Linked DNA regions of Homo sapiens: region 1 is linked to region 2. Evidence: read pairs that join two places in POLR2A ChIA-PET (ENCODE). Cell type or tissue: PC-3. All regions are shown on one strand. Each heading gives the region's core, and the rest is flanking DNA. Links, peaks and the distances in the headings are about the cores only. Region 1 overlaps KPNA6 (karyopherin subunit alpha 6). Region 2 overlaps TXLNA (taxilin alpha).

What was found. Peaks named below come from ENCODE experiments on the same cell type or tissue, not always from the same donor. Only the 100,000 strongest peaks of a DNase experiment are listed, where the experiment ranks them.
Region 1: POLR2A ChIA-PET joins it to region 2 with 10 read pairs; 22 of 35 experiments call an interaction of 5 or more read pairs at or near these places.

The regions. Positions count from the first base shown.
Region 1 is chr1:32,130,313-32,135,688 of GRCh38, reverse strand. All of the region lies in intron 1 of KPNA6 (karyopherin subunit alpha 6), which reads right to left. Among named protein-coding and RNA genes, the nearest start is that of KPNA6, 25 kb to the right of the region's middle. In PC-3, for the core only: no CTCF peak of the experiment used is centred there; a DNase peak (open chromatin) is centred at 2,078; H3K27ac peaks cover 535 bases.
Region 2 is chr1:32,186,923-32,192,298 of GRCh38, reverse strand. It overlaps TXLNA (taxilin alpha), which reads right to left. Exons shown (of 11, transcript NM_175852.4): 5 at 4,175-4,345; 6 at 2,050-2,244. Among named protein-coding and RNA genes, the nearest start is that of TXLNA, 9.9 kb to the right of the region's middle. In PC-3, for the core only: no CTCF peak of the experiment used is centred there; no DNase peak of the experiment used is centred there.

The sequences.
Region 1 (5,376 bases), core at 100-5,099, 56 kb after region 2:
CAAGACTAGTCTGGGCAAAATAATTAGACCCTGCCTCTAAAAAAAAAAAAAAAAATGGCCAAGCATGGTGGCTCACACCTGTGATTCTAGCAATTTGGGAGGCTGAAGTGGGTGGATCACTTGAGGTCAGGAGTTCAAGACCAATCTGGGCAACATAATTAGACCCTGCCTCTAAAAAAAAAAAAAAAAATGGCCAAGCATGGTGGCTCACGCCTGTAATTCTAGCAATTTGGGAGGCCGAAGTAGGCAGATCACTTGAGGTCAGGAGTTTGAGACCAGCCTGGCCAACATGCCAAAACCCTGTCTCTACTAAAAATAAATTGGCCAGGCGCGGTGGCTCACACATGTAATCCCAGAACTTTGGGAGGCTGAGGGGGACAGATCACCTGAGGTCGGGAGTTCAAGACCAGGCTGACCAACACGGAGAAACCCCACCTCTACTAAAAATACAAAATTAGCCAGGCCTGGTGGTGCATGCCTGTAATCCCAGCTACTTGGGAGGCTGAAGCAGGAGAATCACTTGAACCCGCGAGGTGGAGGTTGCGGTGAGCTGAGATTGCGCCACTGCACTCCAGCCTGGGTGACAAGAGTGAAACTCTGTCTGTAAATAAATAAATAAGCCAGGAGTGGTAGCACGTGCCTGTAGTCCCAGCTACTCAGGAGGCTGAGGCAGGAAAATTGCTCGAACCTGGAAAGCAGAGGTTGTGGTGAGCTGAGATTGTGCCACTGCACTCCAGCCTGGGCAATAGAGCAAGACTCCATCTCGAAGGAAAAAAAAAAAAGTAAAAAAAAAATAAATAAAATTAAAAAAAAGAAACCCTATTACTCTTTAGCTGTCACCCCCAATGCTCACCCACCTAAGCTGTAAACAATCACTAAGGTACTTTCTATTTCTTACAGATTTGCCTGCTCTGGACATTTCATTTAAATAGAACCATACAATATGTGGTCTTTGACTGGCTTCTTTCACTTAGCATAATGATTTTGAGGTTCATCCATGTTTTAACATATATCAGTACATTCTTTTTATAGCACTTTTTTTTTTTTTTTTGAGACAGACTCTTGCTCTGTTGCCCAGGTTTGAGTGCAGTGGCATGGTCTCAGCTCACTGCAGCCTTTGCCTCCCGGGTTCTAGCGATTCTCCTGCCTCAGCCTCCCAGGTAGCTGAGATTATAGGCGTGCACCACATCTGGCTAATTTTTGTATTTTGAGTAGAGACGGGGTTTTGTTATGTTGCCCAGGCTGGTCTTGAACTCCTGGGCTCAAGTGATCTTCCTGCCTCAGCCTCCTAAAGTGCTAAGATCATAGGCTAAGTCACTGCAGGTTTAGTGGTAACAACCCCCCTAAGCTTTTGTTTATCTGGAAATATCTTAATTTCTCCCTCATTTTAGAAGGGCAGTTTTGTTAGATATAGAATTTTTTTTTTTTTTTTGAGACGAAGTGTTGTACTGTCACCAAGGCTGGAGCGCAATGGTGCAATCTCGGCTCACTGCAACCTCCGCCTCCTGGGTTCAAGCAATTCTCCTGCCTCGGCCTCCCCAGTAGCTGGGACTACAGGGGCCCACCACCCATTTTTTAAATACAAAAAAAAAAAAATTTTGTATTTTTAGTAGAGACGAGGTTTCACCATGTTGGCCAGGCTGGTCTCGAACTACTGACCTCAGGTGATCCACCCACTTCAGCCTCCCAAAGTGCCGGGATTACAGGCATGAGCCACCACGCCTGGCCTCAAGCAATTCTCTTCCTTCAGCCTCCGCAGTAGCTGGGATTACAGATGCCGGCTGCTGCACCTGGCTAATTTTTGTATTTTTAGTAGAGACGGGGTTTCACCACGTTTGCCAGGCTGGTCTCGAACTCCTGACCTCAAGTGATCCGCCTGCCTCGGCCTCCAAAGTGCTGGGATTACAGGGGTGAGCCACCACGCCCATGCTGCCTGGCCAGATATAGAATTCTTGCTTGACGGTTTTTCTTTCAGCACTTTGCTTTTTTGTTTTGTTTTGTTTTTGAGACAGGTTTTTGCTCTGTCATACAGGCTGGAATGCAGTAGTGCAATCAACTCCCTGCAGCCTAGACCTTGTGAGGCAATCTTCCTACCTCAGCCTCCCACACAGCTGGGACCACAGGCCCATGCCATCATGTCCAAGTAATTTTTTTTTTTTTTTTTTTTTTTTTGTAGAGACTAGGTCTTGTGATGTTGCCTAGGCTGGTTTTGAATTCCTTGGCTCAAGTGATCCTCTGGCCTTGGCCTCTCAAGGTGCTGGATTACAGGTATGAACCACTGCACCTGGCCTCTTTCAGCACTTTGTTATCCTACTGCTTTCTAACCTCCACAATTTTTTTTTTTTAAGACAAGGTCTTGCTCTGTCACCGAGGCTGCAGTGCAGTGGTGCAATCATGGCTCACTGCCGCCTCAACCTCCCAGACTCAAGCAATCCTCTTACCTCAGCCTCCTGAGTAGCTGGGACTACAGGTGTGTACCACCACACCCGGCTAATTTTCGTATTTTTTGTAGAGATGAGGTTTCAACATGTTTTCCAGGCTAGTCTCAAATTCCTGGGCTCAAGTGATCTGCCTGCCTTAGCCTCCCAGAGTGCTGGGATTACAGGTGTGAGACCCCGCACCCAGCCCTGCAACCACTTAAAAAAATACTCTGGGGCCAGGCACCGTGGCTCACATCTGTAATCCCAACACTTTTGGAGGCTGGGGCAGGTGGATCACCGGAGCCCAGGAGTTTGAGACCAGCCTGGGCAACAGAGTGGGACCCCATATGTATATATTTTTTCTTTGAGACGGAGTCTCGCTCTGTCGCCCAGGCTGGAGTGCAGTGGCGCCATCTTGGCTCACTGCAAGCTCCGCCTCCCAGGTTCACGCCATTCTCCTGTCCCAGCCTCCGGAGTAGCTGGGACTACAGGTGCCTGCCACCACGCCCGGCTAATTTTTTGTATTTTTAGTAGAGACGGGGTTTCACCGTGTTAGCCAGGATGGTCTCGATCTCCTGACCTTGTGATCTGCCCGCCTCGGCCTCCCAAAGTGCTGGGATTACAGGCTTGAGCCACCACGCTGGGCTGGGACCCCATATTTTTAAAATAAAATGGCTGCACTGACTGGAAATGGTGGCTCACGCCTGTGTTCCCACTTTGGGAGGTTGAGGCAGGCAGATCACTTGAGCCCAGGAGTTTGAGACCAGTCTGGGCAACATGGCAAAACCCCATTTCTATAAAAAATACAAAAAGCCAGACATGGGGGCATGTGCCTATAGTCCCAGCTACCTGGGAGGTGGGAGGATTGCCTGAGCCCTTGCGGTTGAGGCTGTAGTGAGCTGTGATCACACCACAGCACTCTAGCCTGGGCAACAGAGTGAGATACTGTCTCAAACAAAACAAAACAAAACACTTTAATGCTTTAAAAGACACCACTGGGCCGGGCATGGTGACTCATACCTGTAATCCCCGCACTTTGGGGAGCCAAGGCGGGCAGATCACCTGAGGTCAGGAGTTCAAGACCAGCCTGGACAACATGGTGAAACTCTGTCTCTACTAAAAATACAAATATTAGCCGGGTATGGTGGTGCATACCTGTAATCCCAGCTACTTGGGAGGCTGAGGCAGGAGAATTGCTTCTACCTGGAAAGCGGAGGTTGCAGTGAGCCGAGATTACGCCACTGCACTACAGCCTGGGCAACAGAGCAAGACTCCGTCTCAAAAAAAATAAAAAATAAATAAATAAATAAATATAAAAAATAAAAAGTAAATAAAAGACACCATCAAGAAAGTGAAAATGTATCCTCATTTGTATAGTATCCCTGCCTGTCACACAGGAGACCAGGCTGGATTCCCTGATAGGGAGACAGAAAATTAGAAGAAAAAAAGGTGGGGTGCAGTGGTCAAGCAATCTGCCTGACTTGTCCTCCCAAAGTGCTGGAATTATAGGTGTGGGCCACTGTACCTGGCCAAAAGTTTTAAATTTTAAGTATATATACACATACATATATATATATATACACACGCACACACAACTCCTTTGTTGTGTGTGTATATATATATACACATACATATATGTATATATGTATATATATGTGTGTGTATAGACTTAAGATTTAAATATATATACACATACATATATGTGTGTATGTATGTATGTGGTTGTATGTGTTTTCAGTGTCTTTTTAAATTTTTAAATCTTTTTTTACTTTAAAAAATAAAAGTAGAGACAGGGTCTCACTTTGTTGCCCAGGTTGGTCTTGAACTCCTGGGCTCAAGTGATCTTCCTGCCTTGGCCTCCCAAAGTGTTGGGATTACAGGCATGAGCCACCATGCCCAGCCTTTGGCATCTTATCTAACAAATCATTGCCTACTCCAAAGCCATGAAGATATACCCCTAAGATTTCTTCTTTTTGAGATGAAGTTTCGCTCTTGTCGCCCAGCGGGAGTGCAATGGCGCAATCTCGGCTCACTGCAACCTCCACCTTCCAGGTTCCAGTGATTCTCCTGCCTCGGCCTCCCGAGTAGCTGGGATTACAGACGCCCGCCACCAGGCCTGGCCAATTTCTGTATTTTTAGTAGAGACGGGGTTTCACCATGTTGGCCAGGCTGGTCTCGAATTGCTGACCTCAGGTGATCCATCCGCCTTGGCCTCCCAAAGTGCTGGGATTATGGGTGTGAACCACTGTGCCCGGCCCACTATTTTTTCTTATAGTAATTTTATGGTTTTAGTTCTTACATTTAGGTCTTTGATCCAGTGAGTTAATTTTTTGTGTATGATGTGAGGCAGGGGTCCAAATTAATTCTTCTGCATATGTTTATCTATTCTTTTTAGGCATTATATATAGCAATTAGCACATTAAGATAATAAAAATAAATCAATGATCCACATGAGCCCTTTCTTAATGAACTTCTTTGAGATGCCTGTGACTTTTTTTTTTTCTTTGAGATAGAGTCTCACTCTGTCGCCCAGGCTGGAGTGCAGTGGTGCCATCTTGGGGTTCAAGTGATTCACCCACCTCAGCCTCCTAAGCAGCTGGGACTACAGGCATGCACCACCATGCCCAGCTAATTTTTGTATTTTTAGTAGAGACAGGGTTTCACCATGTTGGCCAGGGCAGTCTCAAACTCCTGACCTCAAGTGATTTGCCCGTCTCGGCCTCCCAAAGTGCTGGGATTACAGGCATGAGACCCTGCGTCTGGCCTGAGATGCCTTCAATGTTAATGACTTTTGTGATTAAATCAACTTATCAAACCAACTGACTTGCAGTATACAAGTTCCTTTCCTGTGTCAAGTTACTTATTTTCCATGACCTGCTGGGAGAGGACCTCTGTAAGGCACCAAGGCAGGCAATGATCACAATGCTTTGCCAAGAAAGTCACATTTGTGTCCTCT
Region 2 (5,376 bases), core at 219-5,218:
TGGTGGGAGCAGTCGGCTTGTCAGGCGCTCCCTTTCTCAGGGTAGCCCCACAGCCACAGACCAGGGCACTTTGCCCAGCCCCCCATCTCAATCTGATATGATGGACTCCCATGTGTACCACACAACATGGGCCCCAAGTCTCTGGAAGGTCAGCTTTCCAACCTCACGTCGTTTCTCTCCCAGTGAGTCAGACCTTGGTAAGCACATGGTTTATGGATGGAATCTGCTCCCAAGAAGGCAAGCAATAAACACACTCAAATCTCTGACCCCAGGATTGATCACCTATGGGGCTGGAAGCCCTCACTTCTGTGTCCCTGATTCTCTTGTAAATGGGAAGAATGGGCAAAAACAATGCCTCTAAGAACATAACAGCCTAGCTCAGTTGGCAAAGACTTGCCATATCTAGGCAAAGACTAGACATGTGCATCCCCAAGGAATGGCTGTCCTGCCTACTAGAGGAGCGCTGCAGACCTGTGTCAGGTGAGAGAGAAGGGATGGAGAGAAGGTGAAGGACTCAGGTGCTACTTCAAAGGTAAAATCAACTGGACTTGCTGAAATAAGGGAAAATAACTCCATTTTTTTGGATGGGGAAGGGAAGGTGCCTAGCAGGTAAGTCCAGTTTGGGTATGATGAGGGTGCCTGTGTCTGTCTGGGGAGGGCTGTAAATGCAAAGCAGCAGGGCCTGGTAGTCCTGCACCTCCTTCTCCACAGGTAGTACTAAGTCCTTTTTTGCCTTGGCGGGGAGAGAAAACGGGGGTATTCAGATTCTTGAAGTTCGTGTCTCACTGTAGTGGCCCAGGAAGCCTCTATGTCTCAGCGCTGAGGGATAAGAACCAAACCAACTCCCCTCAAACCAAACAAGCAGCTTTGTTCCCAGAGGATGAAGTATGGCAAGGAAAGGGGTGGGTCAGGGGAGCGCCCTCTAGGTCCTGCACACACGATCATCACTTTGGCCTATGAACCTAAGAGGGCAGATCTTCCCGGTCTCACCCACTGCCACACCCCAGGGGCTAGGAAAGGGCCTAATCCAGAGCAGGTCCTCTGCCAGCCCTGTAAGGGGGCTGCAGGTCTCCCTTCTCATGATGAGAACGCGCCCAGAACAGCCAGGTGACTGGCAGGGAAGATCCAAAGATTCAAGTGCCTGGGGTGGCAGCCAACGCAGTGACAAAGGGAGTGACATCCTGCTTTTTTTTTTTTTTTTTTTTGAGATGGAGTCTCGGTATATCACCCAGGCTAGAGTGCAGTAGCACAATCTTGGCTCATTGCAACCTCTGCCTCCTGGGTTCAAGCAATTCTCCTGCCTCAGCCTCCTGAGTAGCTGGGACTACAGCCGTGCACCACCACACCTGGCTAATTTTTTGTATTTTTAGTAGAGACAGGGTTTCACCATGTTGGCCAGGCTGGTCTTGAACTCCTGACCTCAGGTGATCCGCCCGCTTTGGCCTCCCAAAGTGTTGGGATTACAGGCATGAGCCACCACGCCCAGCCTGATAAATTCTGCCTTTTGAGTGGCAGGAGCAGCAAGGAATCAGTGGACACAGTCTCTGGAGTCCATCACTGATCACAGGTACACCCCTCCCCTGCAATTCCAAATTCTACAAAGTTCTGAAAATGGAAATTGTCATAAGCTGGCAGCCAGACTTGACCTGCATCATTGTAAGCCCATAATGTAGGTGAGTATTTGGAAGTTCTACTGCATAAATACATTAATGTGTCTGGCTTCCCCAAGGCCCTGCTGAGGGTGCTATATAACACACAGTCCATACATGTACCTCCATTCTAAAATGTGGATAGTTCTAATTCCAAAAGATGCCTGGCCCAGTCATTTGGGACAAGGCACTGTGGACCTGGGGCTGTGTGGCTGTAAGTGAGTCTCTTCTCCACACCTGTTTTTTATCTATGAGGAATAACATTACTCTCCTCCCAAGGAGGAGGAGGAGGAAGAAAGGGAGAATGGGATGAAGCCTGAAAAGGTACTGTCCCAGTGCCTAGCACACACTCAAAACCTCACAATTTCTGGGCCATGACTGCTGTCCGTGATACCCTTACCTCCTCGCGCAGCTCATACTGCTCAATCAGCTTCTTGAGCCTCTCAGCCAGCTCCATGTTCTCTTGGCGCAGCTTGGAGTTGCGCTCATTGTGCTGTTCCATCTGCAGCTGAATGTCATTCAGTGTCACCTGGAAGTGCGAGGTCACCTCCTTGCGCTTCTCCTCCTCCTCCCGGGCCCGCTGCACACCTTCTTCCTGGGCAAAGAAGTCAGCCCGAGAGCCATCATCCACTGCTACCTCACAAGGGTCCCCCAGCTAGTCCACAGATGGTCTCTGCCAACAGCCCTCCCTGCTCCCAAAGCGTGGAGTAGCCAGACTCCAGGATGTTGTGCAATGCGGGTTCCAATGGGCCCCTCTGTATATCAGGTGACATCAAGTGAGATTCTCCCCCTAGAAAAATGCAGGCACATGGCAGGCGCGGTGGCTCACGCCTGTAATCCCAGCACTTTGGGAGGCTGAGGTGGGCGGATCACGAGGTCAGGAGTTTGAGACCAGCCTGGCCAATATGGTGAAACCCCGTTTCTACTAAAATACAAAAATTAGCCGGCGTGATGGTGTGCACCTGTGGTCCCAGCTGCTTGGGAGGCTGAGGCAGAGGAGTCATTTGAACCTGGGAGGCGGAGGTTGTGGTGAGCTATGATCGCGCCACTGCACTCCAGCCTGGGCGATGGGCCACAGAGCAAGACTCCGTCCCCAAAAAAAAAAAAAGGAAGAAAAAATGCAGGCACACATGCACACATGTAAGTGCTAAGTGCCATTCTGAAGCAAGTCGGATCTCCTAAGGCCTATTCTTCCAGATTTCAGATTAATGTGCATTTGTCCCCTCTGTACCCCCAGAGACCAAGCTGTTAAAATTTAGTAACACCCAGGGTTTGCAAAGTTGTGCAGAATTAGGCACTCAACACTTTTGATGGGGAAGGCACACTGCCCCCTCACTGGAAGGCAATCCAGCAAAATCTATTAAAATGAAAAATCTGCATATACTGTGACCTAGCCATTTCAATTCCATGACTTATCCTACAGATAAGTTCTATATAACTGACCAGTGATAAATATAACAAGAATTTTCACTATAGTTCTATATGTAATAATGAAAAATTGTAAACAACCCCCAAAATGCTTTAACTAGGGCACTGATATAATATATCCATATAATGAGAAGATAGCCCTACACATACTGATAGGGAAAAATGTTATGTAAAGTGAAAAAAAGGCACAGGATATGAAATGGTACATGTATAATAATTTCATTCTAAAAACTACATGTAAGATTTTACATATAAAAAAGAAAGTTAAAAGGCTGTATTTAAACTTGGTGTAACCACAGACTGACCTCACCATAGAAGCAGCAGAACATGGGAAGGACCCAGGTTCCTGACTGACCAACGTCTGGGACAAGAGCTGCTTGTCAGAGCCAGGCCTCCGCTTACCAGGGGACTGTCATTTCATTGAGAAATACTAACGCCAGTGCATTATGGATTCTCTTAGTACTTTATCCTTCACCTTATCTAATACATGTCAAATGATTACAAGCAGTACTCTCTTAACGTAAGGCATTATTGAGAAAGTGTATTTCTATGCCACAAGCCTGCACTACTTTTTTTTTTTTTTGGACACTGAGTCTCACTCTGTTGCCCAGGCTGTAATGCAGTGATGCAATCTCGGCTCACTGCAACCTCAGCCTCCCAGGTGCAAGCAATTCTCATGCCTGAGCCACCTGAGTAGCTGGGATTATAGGCATTTGCCAGCACACTCGGCTAATTTTTGTATTTTTAGTAGAATGGGGTTTCACTGCGTTGACCAGGTTGGTCTCAAACTCCTGGCCTCAAGTGATCCATCCACCTCAGCCTCCCAAAGTGTTGGGATTACAGGTGTGAGCCACCACACCCAGCCTTGCTTTTTTACACTGATTTCATGTTGAAATTGTAATGTTTTGGATATTGGGTTAAGTATATTACTAAAATTAATTTCTGTTTTTTAGTGGCCAGAAGATTTTTAATCACTTATGTGTGCCACTGCGCCTGGCCCTAGCCTGCACTACTTTTTAAGAGGAAAGCCCATGAAAGAAACATTAAGTGGAAGTCAAGGAAACCAGAGTCACCTGTTCCAGGGGGCCCAGGCCTACCTTGAGGGAGCGGTTGTGCCGCTGCAGCTCACGGCATAGGCTCTCAAGCTTGCTGCGGGCCAGGACGGCCTTGCTGTGCTCACCGCGCAGGTGGTCCTTCTCTTGCACCAGCTGGCTCTGCTTTTTCTGTAGGAGCTTCATCTGCTTCTGTGAATTCCGGTGCTCCTCCAGCTGGGGACAGGGATAGGGAGGGCAGGTGAGCATCTTGTGGGGCCTTCCTGGTGGGGGGATCACTATGCAGGTCTAGGGTCTCCTGAGCTGCCCTGACCCTTACCCTCTCAGGCCAGGAGCACTCTCATGGGCTGATGCTGTGCCGGTGCTTACACGCTCCTCCCATGAACTCACAATAACCCCAAAGGCTCCACCGTAGGGACAGAGAAATGGTAACTCACTAGGGCAAGCAGGGGCCACACAGCCAGCAGATGCCAATTCCTATTCCAGCTCTGACTCTGGGCCACTAGAGCCACTTCAAGCTGTTGCATTTCCCCAACTTGCTGGACACTCATGCCCGAGGATGAGACCACCTGCTACCGTACCTTGTGCCTATTAACAGACAGACCCCCATCGCTCCCTCGCATTCCTTCAAAACGTTAGCGCTGCGTTCATCAGCGCTCTCCCCAACACAATTACTTTTCTCATTTGTGGCCACTTCAGTATCAACAGATAATCCTTCTAACTCCCTGGCCTCACAGTCCATCACCTCTTCCACAAACCCACTCCTTTCCCCAGCTCAGTTCCCCTCCCATGACCCTATCCAGGCCTGTACAACAGAAATATAATGCAAACCACATAAGTAATTAAAAATATTCTACTGGCCGCACTAAAAAAGTAAAAAACAGGTGAAATTAATTTTAGTAATATATGTATTTAACCTAATATCCAAAACATTACAATTTCAACACGGAATCAATGTAAAAAAGTGAGGCCGGGAGTGGTGGCTCATGCCTGTAATCCCAGCACTTTGGGAGGCTGAGGCAGGCAGATCACTTGAGGTCAGGAGTTCAAGACCAGCCTGGCCAACATGGTGAAACCGTTTCTACTAAAAAAAAAATACAAAAAAGTAGCCAGTTTGGTGGCATGCGCCTGTAATCTCAGTTACTCAGGAGGCTGTGAGGCAGGAGAATCGTTTGAACCTGGAAGCAGGACATCACGCCACTGCACTCCAGCCTGGGTGACTGAGACACTCTCTCACAAAAAGATGT